3 separate regions of the Homo sapiens genome follow, and all the other regions are linked to region 2. Evidence: chromatin contacts called from ENCODE Hi-C or POLR2A ChIA-PET data. All regions are on one chromosome and are shown on one strand. Each heading gives the region's core, a stretch centred on a gene start or an enhancer-like site at or near the end of the contact. The rest is flanking DNA. Distances are from core to core; before and after follow the strand shown.

Region 1 (4,151 bases), core at 1,457-3,956, 270 kb after region 2:
TGTATTGGTTATATTTATTAGACCTCATTTCAGTACTGCATAGATTATGAGAGTAAAAATGTCCAAAAATCTCCAAATCCTTACTGAAAATATAATAACAATCAGGTTTCAACTTTAAGGATCTCAGTGGCTTCATTTCTATATTCTTATTAAATTATTTAGTAACATATTTGATAGTAATTTAAAGATACTCACGGAATTATAATGAAATGACAATCTCAATTACTTTTGAATTAGGAGATAGATGTACAAAAATATACATATGTGAGTTTTAAAGTATAGGGAAGTGTCAGTTCCCAATAAGAAATAAAAAGGTTCAGACTAGTTAGGAAGTTTACAAGAAATCCCCAAGTCTGTCACACCAGGAGGAAGGCCCACAGACACAGGAAAGACCGGCGAAAGTTTAGTTAGTATCACTACTTGAAATAGGCGTCGCTGATCCAGCAGTTAAAAACTGTATCATCACTATTAGATCGTTCCTAATTATTTTGCTAAATTGAGGTTTGCAAAAGGTCAAGAAGCAATTCCATTACTGAGGCTCCTTCCTTAACTTTTAGGAATGTGCACCAAAAATAATAAAAATAATATTTTAAACTCAGAGGTATTTGCACAATTCCATAATTATAGTAAAGAGTATCAGAGTTTAAGTCAATGATAGTAAAGAGTATTGGAGTTTAAGTCAACTGCCACATACTAGTCATGTGACTTAAACTTTAGAACAGGCTTCTTCACAACTAAAATAGTCCAATAAAAATGTGCAAACCCAAATTAATGCCACATACAAATATAAAACAGAATTAAGTATAACTTTGACAAGCAAAAAAATAAATAAATAATATAGCATGTTTTGGCGCAAAGAACTAAAGTCCAGACTGGGAATGACTTCCAGCTTTGCCACTAATTAGCCACATAACAAGCAAATCACATACTTTAATCTCATTTTAAAAATAAAGATGCCTCAAGGAGATTATTTTGACAATCCCTAGCAGATCAAAGTTCTAAAAAGCTAAAAATAACTGATTTAAGTTACCCTCTAAATCAAATATGACTAATGCTAACAACAACAAACCAAAACCAAGAATTTCCTTTTAACATGATTGGTTTAACAAGCCTTTGAAGAAAAATATTTAAAACTTGTCTTCAAGTCTACTAATTGTACGGCAATCATTTAAAATAGTAAAACTATTTAAATCTAAAAAAAATGTAGTGTGTGGAGGTGGGGAGAAAAGGGATCATTAAATGCAATGCAAGAACACCAAGCAGAATTAAAATAAAGAAATAATGTAAACAGGATAAGATAGCAAAAGCTTTTTCTAAGGAAAACTGTTTCAAAGCATGCAGTGTGAAATTTTGCAATCTATCCCAAACAATATACTGCATAGGCATCGTCTTTAAATACACACATTTTCTGTTTCCAAGTACTACAGATAACTCATAATTCCTATAAAAAATTACACAATTTAATCAAGATGGTAGTACGTGGAGATTATTTCCTTTTAGTTTATTGTTTAAATACATGTCTTGCCAATCACAAAATATCTAGTGTAGCCAAAGACATAAGAAATCCCTGTATGAATCAAAAAGTGCCATTCTTGCAGCTTTCTGTCACAAGGATGCTGAGAAATGTACTGTAACAGTTTAGGAAACACAAGATTGTCTCAATTTTAAGTTTCAATCATTAATCCTCTTCAGAACTGGAATCACCCTCTTGGTCAGAAAGTTCGGGAACAGGGAAGCGGAGAATGGCAGCTACCCCAGTCAACTGGCTGAGCTGTTCCCCAGAAACGTGAAGACTAGAGAATATCCTAACGGTGCCTGCATTCTCTTTCACACTGTCCACCAGCCTCACATACCGGCTCCGTGTGGCTACATCCTGATGCCTGAAGAGCTCATCGCTGATGAGCAATGTGTCAATTGCCATGGCTTCATTGGCCTTCTCCACCTGCTTGAGTCCATAGAAAGCTCGATCCGGTTCATGCTGTAACATTTTATAGAAGTCATCCAAGGCTTTGACTTCCCCAGCAGCTTTAGTGTCTGAAAGGCGGCTAGCCACAGTAGGGTCACAAAGGGCCTCTTTCAGGGAGTACTTGTGTCCGGAGGAGGCATGTACCTAGAATCACAATTACAAAAGTTAGGCAAAATAATCTCCTAGAACACCCATTAATCAGCTCACAAAGGCTTAAAGCCAAAAGCGCTAGTAAGGCTTCATATGTTTCAGCGAAGTTTACTCCATAAATTTGCTAGACATTTAACATTCTCTTTTTATTTCATTATCTCATGAAAATCCCAGCTAAGTAAAGACTTTCTCTTCTTATTTTTCCCAGTTCTAAAACTTTAGGAGTAGTTTATACCAATCCCTCTGCCCATTCTTAATTATCCCTGGGTAAGATTGTTTTACCTGAAGAAATTTGGACCGGTTTTCCAGGAGCAGTTTGTTGTCGGTCTTCACTGCTTGTTGAAACAGGTAGTCGCAGAACTGCTCCCTCACAAATCCTGGGCTGGCCACCAGGATGCACTTTACAACATCAAAGTGTATGTGGCGCTGGATAGCCTGGACCACCTGTTCATAGAACCGCTCCAAGGCCCGGTCATGCTGAGAGCAATTGCCTTTCCTTTTCCTAGGGATGTTCACCTCCACCTTGGCCCGAGTGAGGGTCATGCTGGGAGTGACTAAGCAGATATGGGCGAGGCCTTCCTGCATGACCACAGCCGCCACATCAGCGCTCCAGGCTGGGTCACAGGCCTGCTCGATGCGCTCCAGTACCACACTATCCCACTGCTTCTTGGCCAGGGTGAACTGGCGGTTGGGCTCCAGCTCGATGGTGTGGTAAGCCCCCATCTTGACATACTCATTCTCTTGGATGTTGGTCCCCTTAACCCGCAGCTGGCAGGCTTGAGAGTCGAAGTCGATGGCCTCCACGCAGAGAGTGAGGGTAGTGCGGACCCGGTTGCTGCCCACGCTGCCCGTGGAGGACTCTGTCTGTACCTTGCGGATGGTGGAGGCGCGCAGGCTGTCGCCCACCTGCACGAGGTTGTAAGTGTGCCACATGTCCTCAGGCTCCTCGGGGACCAGGGTCACCTGGCCCGCATTGTCCTTCTCGATGTTCTTCCTCACGAGCTTCATGGCCAAGGAAGGGGCTCACTGACAGAACCAAAGGAACCAAGGAGGTCCTCACCTCCGCCCCGGGAGAGGGGATGGGAATGCAGGCCAGGAAGGGGGCGGGGCCCGGTTTCTAAGGGCACTTGCCTGGCGGGAAGGAAACACGCTTGCTTCGACTCATGCAGCCTAGGGCAGCACTTCCTCTATCCTTTCCTCTCTCAGTCTCCCGGCGCGCTGCGTCTAACAGGCTCGGGGAACACTGCAGCGAAAATCTACCCCTACACAGTTCCCGCTGGCAGCACGCAACAGCGGGCTGACGAAATGAAGGCGCATGCGCAGCCCCCGTCCCGCGACCCGACGCACGTCTCCCGTCCCCAAAGGAGAGGCGGGGCCGCAGTTCGCGCGTGCGCAGGCGCACTAAGCTGTGAGGCGCTCCGGACGAATGAACTCCCTCAAGAAGGTGCACAGAGTGGTGGCGAGTCCTTTATTTTAATGCCAAACTTCAACTTCCTAAGTTTTCTCTTCCATCCCTGTCTGTGAAGAATCCGGGGAGTGTGTGAGTGCAAATACTAGTTTTACCTGCCTGCGGCTGCCACTGCAACGCTTCCCTCTGGGTAAATCCAATTTCAAAGCTTAGCAGTAAAAGTAGCTCTCAGAAGTGCAGATTTGGCCCCAACGGCCCAAACTATGCTCGTTTTTGCTCTTGCCTTATCCGCACTCGGACGCTACAAGCCTGTTGGAGCTGGTATTTAGAAGCGGTTTCTGAGAACTACTGGTCACGTTCTGTCTGGGCTCCCAGCAACGTGTCCAGCTGTTTTCTGCGCCTAGTTACCGTGTCTGCACGATCTGATTCACCCAGATGTTAAAGCGCTGGTCCCAAGAGAGAAGAAACTATGTGTGGAATTTACCCCTGGGTGGACCTCTCAGTTGCTTGACCTGATGTCCTGGGAATCCTAGGCTCCAAAGTTGGCAGCCTCAGCTTTCCGCAGCCCAGTAGCCTGTGAAATGTTTAGGTTGGGGGTTGGGTCGCAAGAGCTTAGGGCCAGATCTT
Region 2 (4,194 bases), core at 12-2,511:
ATCCATTTACATCAGAAATATTTGGGTTGCTCCTTAGATCTGCATATTCCTTGGGCCTTCAAACCTAGATTTCTGATGGTAAGAACCCAGAATATACATTTCCCAAAAGTTTCCCTGGCAGTTCTTTCGCACCTTAAATTCTGAGAACTGTATTCTAAGAAAGTACTTAAATATCCTTTTAAAAAAGTGATTTCCTGAGTAAATTATCCTTTCAAATGCCATTATGTGGTTTCCAAGGTGGAAATATTCACATCATTTATAAAATAAATTTCCGGCTGGAAGTTTTCTCCTGAAAAGCATTTTTCTCACTTGGGAAATTTTCAAAATCCATGTTAAATACAGTAATTACAGCATACGATTAGAACAAATAATTGTTATCTCATAATCTACTATATTTCATCTATGTTAACTTAAATCTAATAGTAGAAACCACAATTGGAGTTATTTTTCAGTAGCTGAACAATAAATAAAATTTTTCCCTGATAGGAAAATATCAAAATAACATTTATTGCCAATGGAAAGTTCTCTCTGTTAAACATTTAAGAAAACACTGTATCTATGATTTCTTTAAGAATTGTATTTTTAGCCCTTTCATTGCAATTCTAAATGAAATTTGATGTTGCTGACTTATATAATAGATTGTGACCATAAATATTAGCATAAAGTAAATATGCTTCTTATTTATGGAATTACATAAGAAAGGCATTCATTGGAAGGGTGAGCATTTTCTAACTCATAAGCTTCCATTTTTGACTTTTACCACTCTCTCGTCTTTAGGAAGAAATAAAGTCAAAAGGGATGTTCCTGAGGCCTTACCTGTATATAAATGATGTGCTCGGGGCAACTCTGTGCTTGATTTACTACCATATTCTTCTGCAGGCACCTTTCATTGTTTTCTTTAAATAACCCCCTGGAGGTTACTCTGGATGAAAATCCATCTGCATCAAGTGTGATGTTATATACAATGGCTATGATAAAAAAAATCATAAAGAAATGTTATTTCAAATCAACTTATAGGAAAAAGCATCTTTGCTTTATTGTGTCTTCTTGGACAAAGTATCTCACATCAAGAAAATATGGAAATAGTCTTCATATTGGTGGCTTGTGAACCATAGCTAGCACCACAAAGCATTTGTCATTCTAGCTCTGATGTGACGTAGGTGACTGTGCATACAAAGAAATGTGATTCAGAGAAATGTGGCTGGGAGCAGTGGAAAGGAAACTAGACTTGCCGCCAGGAAACCTACTGTGATGAACCTGGGCAAATTGCTCACTCCCACAAGCACGGGTTTCATTACTCATAACACGGAGACACAGAATGGAAAGGAACAGTTGCTGAGCGCCTGCAACTGGACACATTCTCATGTATGCCATACAAGTTTTACAATGAATCTGGAAAGTGAATTTTATTATCTTATTTTTCAAATAATGTACTAGAATAAGTGATGTAAAATAATTCACCTAAGTTCACATGGCTAGTCAGAAGTAAAAGTTGGGTATTTTTGAAATAAGAGCTCATATTCTTTCTGCTTCCATCCAGTTGTAAGAATTAATTGTTATTGTGAAGATTAACTGAGATACTCTAAGGGAACATGGACAGTGCTTGACCTATTCTAGATGCTCACATAGGGAAATGCATGCAACACTGCAGCAATAAAGTCTCAGTCAGGCAGACTTGGTTTGAATCCTAATTCTGCTGTTTATGAGCTCTGTGACTTGGGGCAATTTACTTACCCTCTTTGAACCTCTGTTTCCTAATACCAACTCATGAAAAAAAATTATGTGATAATAACTGATGTCAGTAGCCGATGTCTAAACTATCAGAATTATTACCTTCAACTAAAGTCCACTGGCCGTGTGTCCAAAATTGAGAGAGAACACCTGGTGCCATTCACAGCATCAGCTGCCTTATTGCCTTATTTGGGGTTATTCTATCTTACTTTATTATTTTCAATATTTTAAAGGTTGTATATACTTCCCAAAACATGAATTCTACATGTTACCTTGAAAAAAATCTATCATATATGTTGTACAATTTTTCTTGCTCCAGTGACTTAACAATGCCAACAAAGATAGATAAAATATTAAAGAATTAAATAAACTAAAAATAAGTTGTGAAGATGATGTAAAGGAAAAACAATGGCAAGGAGGTGAGTGCAGTTAGGACAAAGTTAGTCCACATTATAATGCTTTTCCTTTTTTTTTCAAGCAGCTTTATAAAAATGATACATCGCTTCATGGGCTATGTTATTAATCTTAAAGTGAAGTGTGCACCTGATGCAATAAATGATAGAAACCATATGCTTTATAAATTCACTTTCCACAGTTGTGAAGATGGGATTCACGTCTTACATACTATTATTGCCAAGCAATGAAGTGACAAATGAGCTCACAATCATTTCACTTGGCTTGTCTTTGTGGACCTGAAGGCATCAGGAAAAAAGATTTAAAGGGAAAGATGCCCAATAGTAAGAAAGGCCAGAAACCCTCGGCAGCCTGTGGATGGGAAGGAAATTCTCTGAAAGTAGAATTTTTGAGTGTGCATCACCATAAGGGTTGAAGTATAGTCAAAAAGGGAAGATACATGAGACACCTCTATGCTTCGGGGCCAGAAGAGCTGACCAGTTTGCTGTTTCTGCCAAATAATATATTTCCCAAGTTAACCTATTAGGCAGACTAGCCACAATGTTTATGCAGCAACGGTTTTTGACTTAACTATCATGTGTGCTCAGTTAGATGTGCTACATGGCAGGTCAAGTGACATATGCTACTCAAAATTGGGTCAATCTTTGAACATCTGCATGGAAAACTTCCAAATGGATATGAAAAGTAGGAAAATATGGAAAGCATGTTAAGATTTGAATCTAATTTTGCTTTGTGTTCTCATCTTATTTGTATCTTGGTATGAATTATGGCAAATAACCTGCTTCTGTATTTTCAGCTTTAAGTTAATATGTTTGTCACTTAATTGAATTCCTATAGGAACTACAAGTTCTGAAGTTTAAAGCCAAATTCTGACGGAATGGGAATTGGGACCCATGAAGCAGCAGTTAATGAAAGAAGGTAGCTTTGAATCAAGTGTTAAATTGCAAGCTATGCATTGAGCATGGTGAGATAATTGGGGCAGAAGAGATGAAGGTGAGATAGTGTGCTTAGAAAAAGCTTTGAAGAGGAGGCAGGACCTCTGCCAGGCCTTGAAAGACAACTTGGCCAGCCCAAGAGAAAAGACAACAATTCCTGCTGATGCTTGCCCACAATGATTTCCTCATCCTTCCCCATCTGATGAGACATAATTCAGACTTTTACTCATTTCTCTGTATTATTTAGAACATTTAAAACACTGGGTAAAAGTTATATATTGCTTTTCATGTTTTCTTTCATTATTTCATGTTTATTAATTCCTCAACGACAGGAAAAATACTTGATACTTTTACTGAACCTGTCCTATATAGATCATGGCATAGCCAACATGATATAGTCATTTGAGTGGCAGTTCAGCATAATCTGTGTATGCTCAAGGTTTTAAGTAAGAGAAATGGAGGTAAGAGAAACTCAAAGGATGGAAGCAGGAGGGCCCTTGGTTATGTCATAGAGATTACAACTTTCTGCAGCAGAACCTTCTAGAGATGTGGAAGGAAGATCTAAACAAATCTTCCATGACTAGTGAACCATTCTCGGGCATCTCCAGTGTAAGGAAACTTAAGTGTCTATAACTAAAACCCTTATTTCTCTTGGCCTACAAACCAAAATATGTTATATTCAGGACTAAAACTCTGTAAGCCAACCAATTTCTATACAGATTATTTCAGATCTACGCACCCACTTGATTGTTTTGCTTAGTAGGTCTGAACTTTGCACTGAAGCAGAGTTTGAGAATTATCTGAGCATTCTTGTTGACCAAAGTGATTTTTTCTGGTGTGAATGAAGCTTCTATAGCTACATCAGCAATACTTTGTGACCTAAAAGACATAAAGAGTAACAGATGGATGGATGTTATTACTGAGCACACGTATTATATCCTTTATCATAGAGGACCCAGTACCAGCATTACTGAATTTTTCTCTCTACTCTCTATCAAAGCACTTTAGCAGTAGTATATATTTGAAAGCTCTAAGATGGCAGACAGAGATAATTTTTTTTTTAATTTGTGACTGCATCACTAACACAATACATGTTTAACATATTAGTTATTTA
Region 3 (4,051 bases), core at 35-2,534, 380 kb after region 2:
TAAAGGAAATGGAGAGTTTCAAGGACTTTTGTCTGAGTTGGGGAGAGTAGCCCCTTGGCTTCATTCCCCAGGAAGCATGGCAGTTATGAGAAGAACCTGGCAAGGAAGGCCTCAAGAAGGGCAGGATTCACTTGAATTAGCAGGATAATTATAGTAAAGTAGAAGATGCCTCCGTGGAGTATCTGCTCTGTACCACACACTTCACATAAGTTACTTAGTTTACTTCTCACAAACAGGCATCGTTTACCCCATTCTACAAATATGGAAACCAAGACTTTTAAGTGACTTGTCCAGGGTAATAATGTCAAGCAGAGAAATTGAGATACATCTCTCTTCAGAGCCCAGGTTGCTGCTCCCCACCTAACCTCCCAATGGAATCTTCCACTGTTTGACATGTAAAGCAGTTGGCAGTGACCACCCTCCCCTCACACCACTCCCCTGCTGCCAGTTTTGAATTAGAAGCAAGCAAAGTGCTCCAGAAAAAGGCACTCTAAGTGGGTTACATAAAATGCAATAAGCAAGCTACAGCCTAGTATCTATCAGTTCAAGAAGAAAGAAAATGCCAAGGCAAAAGTGAACTTTTTTCTGAGGTCATTTAGGCTTTGACACAATGGGTTACTCTAAACAGTAGTTCTCAGCATTTTCAACCTTGGCTTCACATTGGAAATCCTGGGGAGCTTTAAAAAAATCCTCATGCCTGGGTTCTACCCTAGAGACTCTGAATTTACTGGTCTGGGAATGTTTTCCTTCGGAAGTTTTCATTGGAACTCCCCCAGGTGCTTATAATATGTGGCAAATTCAAGAACCATTGCTCTACAAGTTGAATCAAATAATGAGGCATGTCCACTCCAGCCTCCAAACAAATGGCATTCATCTTTGCATCCCCCTGTTAGTCTAGTGTCTCATGTACAATAGATGCTTAATTATGCTATGCATAATAGATGCTTAATAAATGTTTGGAGAATTAACTTGATGAACAGCAGAAGACATATATGTATAGCTCTGGTCTTTTGTTATCTGGGTATCCCCTTCGTGCCTTCAAATCTTCAATATTCATGGGTAAGTTTTATGTGTCTTTCTAGCACAAATAAGCCTCAGCAGAGCTGGGTAGCCATAACTTTCTCAGTCAAAAGATATTTGTGTTGTTTCATCTGTTGTTAGTGTACTCCTTTTGTGTACAACACTGATGCTAAAAACACTATGGGATTCCCCAAAAATCTTCTCTGCTTCCCTGTGGAAAGCACCACACCTCAGTCAAATACTAATTCCTTCAGGGAAGCTGACCTCTGGTGGCCAGACAGGCAGCACAGTGTGGCTGTTAAGAGCATGGACCTGAAATCAAGACATCTTGAATTCAAACCTAAGCTCTGTTGTTTATTGCATACCTGTGTAACTCAATTTCCTCATTTGTACCATAACTTGAGAGGGGACTCATACCTACTTTACAGCAATGTGGTGAGGTTCAAATGAGTTTGTGTATGTGAAGAACCTGGTACCTGGTTAGTGCCATAAAATTGTGTACCACTATTACAGGGAGAATGCTTTTATTAAAATGAATTTCTGAAATTGTCTATAAGCATCAACAATTTAGAAGAGAACATTTTTTAGCAGATGTTAACTACCTGGTAGAATTTACAGGAATATGCTACAGAGGTTTTCAGGTGTTGCTCAGAAGGGGCATGGGATGGGCGGTAGGGATGGCTTTGGTGCCACTATTTGCTCTTTGCCTGGTCTAGTGTACATTGAAGCCAGTGAGGTTTCACTGTACTCAATATATGGCCAAGATCCATGTGAATAAAACACACAATGTCTTATTATGATATCAGGAGTAATACAAAAGGCTGGACATGTTATTCATTCTTTGGTCACTTGTTTCTTCTGTTATTCTCTTGCTTCCAAACAGAATAGGCAGCAAGGGCAGTAGACACAGCTTGTGCAGAAAAGTTGGTTGATTGTGCAACGGTTTTGAAGATCCTTACATTTCAGCTCTATTTCCTCAGGCAAGAGGATGAGTTGGGCTTTTAAAGGAGGAAGAATGGGAACAGACACATGTGTGCAAAGTATGTCAGGTGTGAAATCTATAATTCAGAAAAGCATCTAGGTTTGACTTCACAAAAACTTACTTGAATAGGAGAAAAGGATAATAAAAGCCAGGTTGCTGAAAGGTAATCTAAGGGGATAGAAATTATTTATAAGTGATATTGAACTTTAAAAGTTATACAACAAACCTTAATCTAAACAGCAAGTTACCTCTAATTGGGGTCCTGTTAGAAATCAGAATGAAACCATGTAAAGCTAATGTCTCACTTTATTTGGACTCTCAAGGAGATAATACATCAAATGATAGAATCTGAGGGTTGAGGATAGTTTATTTTGTGTTTCCAAGTGTGATTTTTCTGGATTTCAAAATGACTGCCTTGATATTTATTTTTTCTCCTGGGAAAGAAGGGAAAAAGCCTCTACTGCATTCCCACTGTCTAGAATATTAGCTGTTAAAATTCCTATTGGCTGACCTCATGAAAGAGGACACTGCATTTGACCAGCTCAGCTTTTATTCCCCCTTTCTCACTGTAGATGTTACTGTACAACACACTGAATATTGGATCAGTCTTTGAGAAGCACTGTAACATGACCTGCACAAAGAGACAAGTAATTCTATACTATTTTCTTCCAAGCTCAAGTTGGCACAGATAAAATTCCTGTGCATTAATTTATAATTAAAACTTGTGCCTTTCTAGAAAATGCCTCATCTCTGCTTGGCTTAAAAAAAAAAAATCAATCTGCTGTTTTTCCAAAAAAGTAGAGATAATTTAACATGTCATTTTTCATGCAATTAGTTTATTGGCTACTTTACAAGAACCAAACAAGTCTAAGAAAATCAGTCATTGTAGTTTGTGTTCATGAGTGACAACCTGGTGCTTGGGAGAGCCTAGAGCATGATTAAGGGCTTAGGAGAGAAAACCAAAGGTTTTTCTTTGTTAAAGAAACAAATAGACAACTTCTCTTTGCACCTCTAACTGACTTAAAATTGCTAATTGTTTTCGTCTGTGTGTTTTTGTAGACCACACTCAGGATTCAGCTGCGTCCTTCTGAATGTGAAAAGGAAGACCTGACACAAAGGGATACAAAATATCAATACCTTCCATTCTCCCTGTGTCTCAGTCCCCTGAATCACCAAGGGGCGATTAGATTCGAGATGGCTTGAAATATGTTGACTGAGACACTAATGTGGAATTAGTAGGCCTGGAAAAGAAGAAATAGATCTGCAGAAAAACATGCAATTCTGGATTAGTAAGCAGCTTAGAAATATTTATTCAGTGCTTACTAGTCACAAACAGAAGCTATATGTAACTGGAGTGGAAACTTCGCACATTTCCAGCAAGTGGACAGGATTTAACTTAGTGACCCCAGTCTGCAGAGGGCAGCTGACCTCAATATTTAATCATAGCTCACTGGACACAACAATGAAATTCTAAGTAGTAAAAGAGGTACAACCAAAAAATGAAAAGAGCTTACTCACCTACATGAAGGCTGAGAAAATTCTTCCAGCTCATAGCTCAGGGAAGAAAGGTGTTTTGTCACATGCATTTTGAAAAGGGTACTGCATTTGGGACACTCCCAAATTCTGAAGTTTCTGGCTTTACACGAATGTCTGTGGTCACACTTAGTTTCAGGAAAAGTTAACACAACTGAAATGTAGGTTATAAAGTCTGTATTTTAGCAGAAGTTTTGAAAGACTTCTGCTAAAGGAGACTTCATACAGGAATACCTAAAGAATCTTCTTCAGTATTTTTTTTCTTTTCCATCAACAAGCAAGGATGGCCGATTATCTCCAATCCTGGGCTGTGGCATTAGATATGGCTCCTCAGAAGCTTAGGACCTCAGCACCTTTCTTTTTGTCTAAATCCCTGGAAGCTTTTAATAATTTTGTCTTGTCCTAGCATTGCTCAGGCAACTAACTCCAGCTGAGCAGAAGAAGAAGAACATTTAAGCATAACCTCTGTAAGGAAGTTTATAGTAGACCACCCAGAGCTCGGAGCAGCCTGCCCCC

What was found. A loop is a pair of places that touch in the nucleus more often than their neighbours do. ChIA-PET counts read pairs that join two places held with the same protein, here RNA polymerase II (POLR2A). Pooled maps may share reads with other maps.
Region 1: a loop to region 2 is called in a pooled map, with 4 times the contacts of the local background. The contact joins the promoter of PELO-AS1 here to the enhancer-like site in region 2. A Hi-C loop is called at or near these places in 4 of 50 pooled maps. POLR2A ChIA-PET finds 5 or more read pairs at or near these places in 3 of 52 experiments (OCI-LY7, WTC11 and activated naive CD4-positive, alpha-beta T cell).
Region 3: a map with no recorded cell type shows a loop between it and region 2 (2.1-fold over the local background). The contact joins two enhancer-like sites. A Hi-C loop is called at or near these places in 1 of 37 single-sample maps with no recorded cell type.

The regions. Positions count from the first base shown.
Region 1 is chr5:52,799,368-52,803,518 of GRCh38, reverse strand. PELO-AS1 (PELO antisense RNA 1) reads left to right here and starts at 2,706. Exons shown (of 5, transcript NR_186455.1): 1 at 2,706-2,827. All of the region lies in intron 1 of ITGA1 (integrin subunit alpha 1), which reads right to left. It overlaps PELO (pelota mRNA surveillance and ribosome rescue factor), which reads right to left. Exons shown (of 3, transcript NM_015946.5): 2 at 2,399-3,634; 3 at 1-2,110. The coding sequence starts at 3,124. The coding sequence ends at 1,679. RefSeq lists enhancers at 2,196-2,895, 2,896-3,594.
Region 2 is chr5:53,066,883-53,071,076 of GRCh38, reverse strand. ITGA2 (integrin subunit alpha 2) reads right to left here. Exons shown (of 30, transcript NM_002203.4): 16 at 3,820-3,959; 17 at 817-968. Among named protein-coding and RNA genes, the nearest start is that of MOCS2, 41 kb to the left of the region's middle. Within about 2 kb of position 1,261, at least 2 of the 41 ENCODE cell types and tissues checked have a DNase peak (open chromatin) inside an H3K27ac peak, as active enhancers do.
Region 3 is chr5:52,690,720-52,694,770 of GRCh38, reverse strand. The region is part of intron 2 of PELO-AS1 (PELO antisense RNA 1); the gene reads left to right. Among named protein-coding and RNA genes, the nearest start is that of ITGA1, 95 kb to the left of the region's middle. Within about 2 kb of position 1,284, at least 2 of the 41 ENCODE cell types and tissues checked have a DNase peak (open chromatin) inside an H3K27ac peak, as active enhancers do.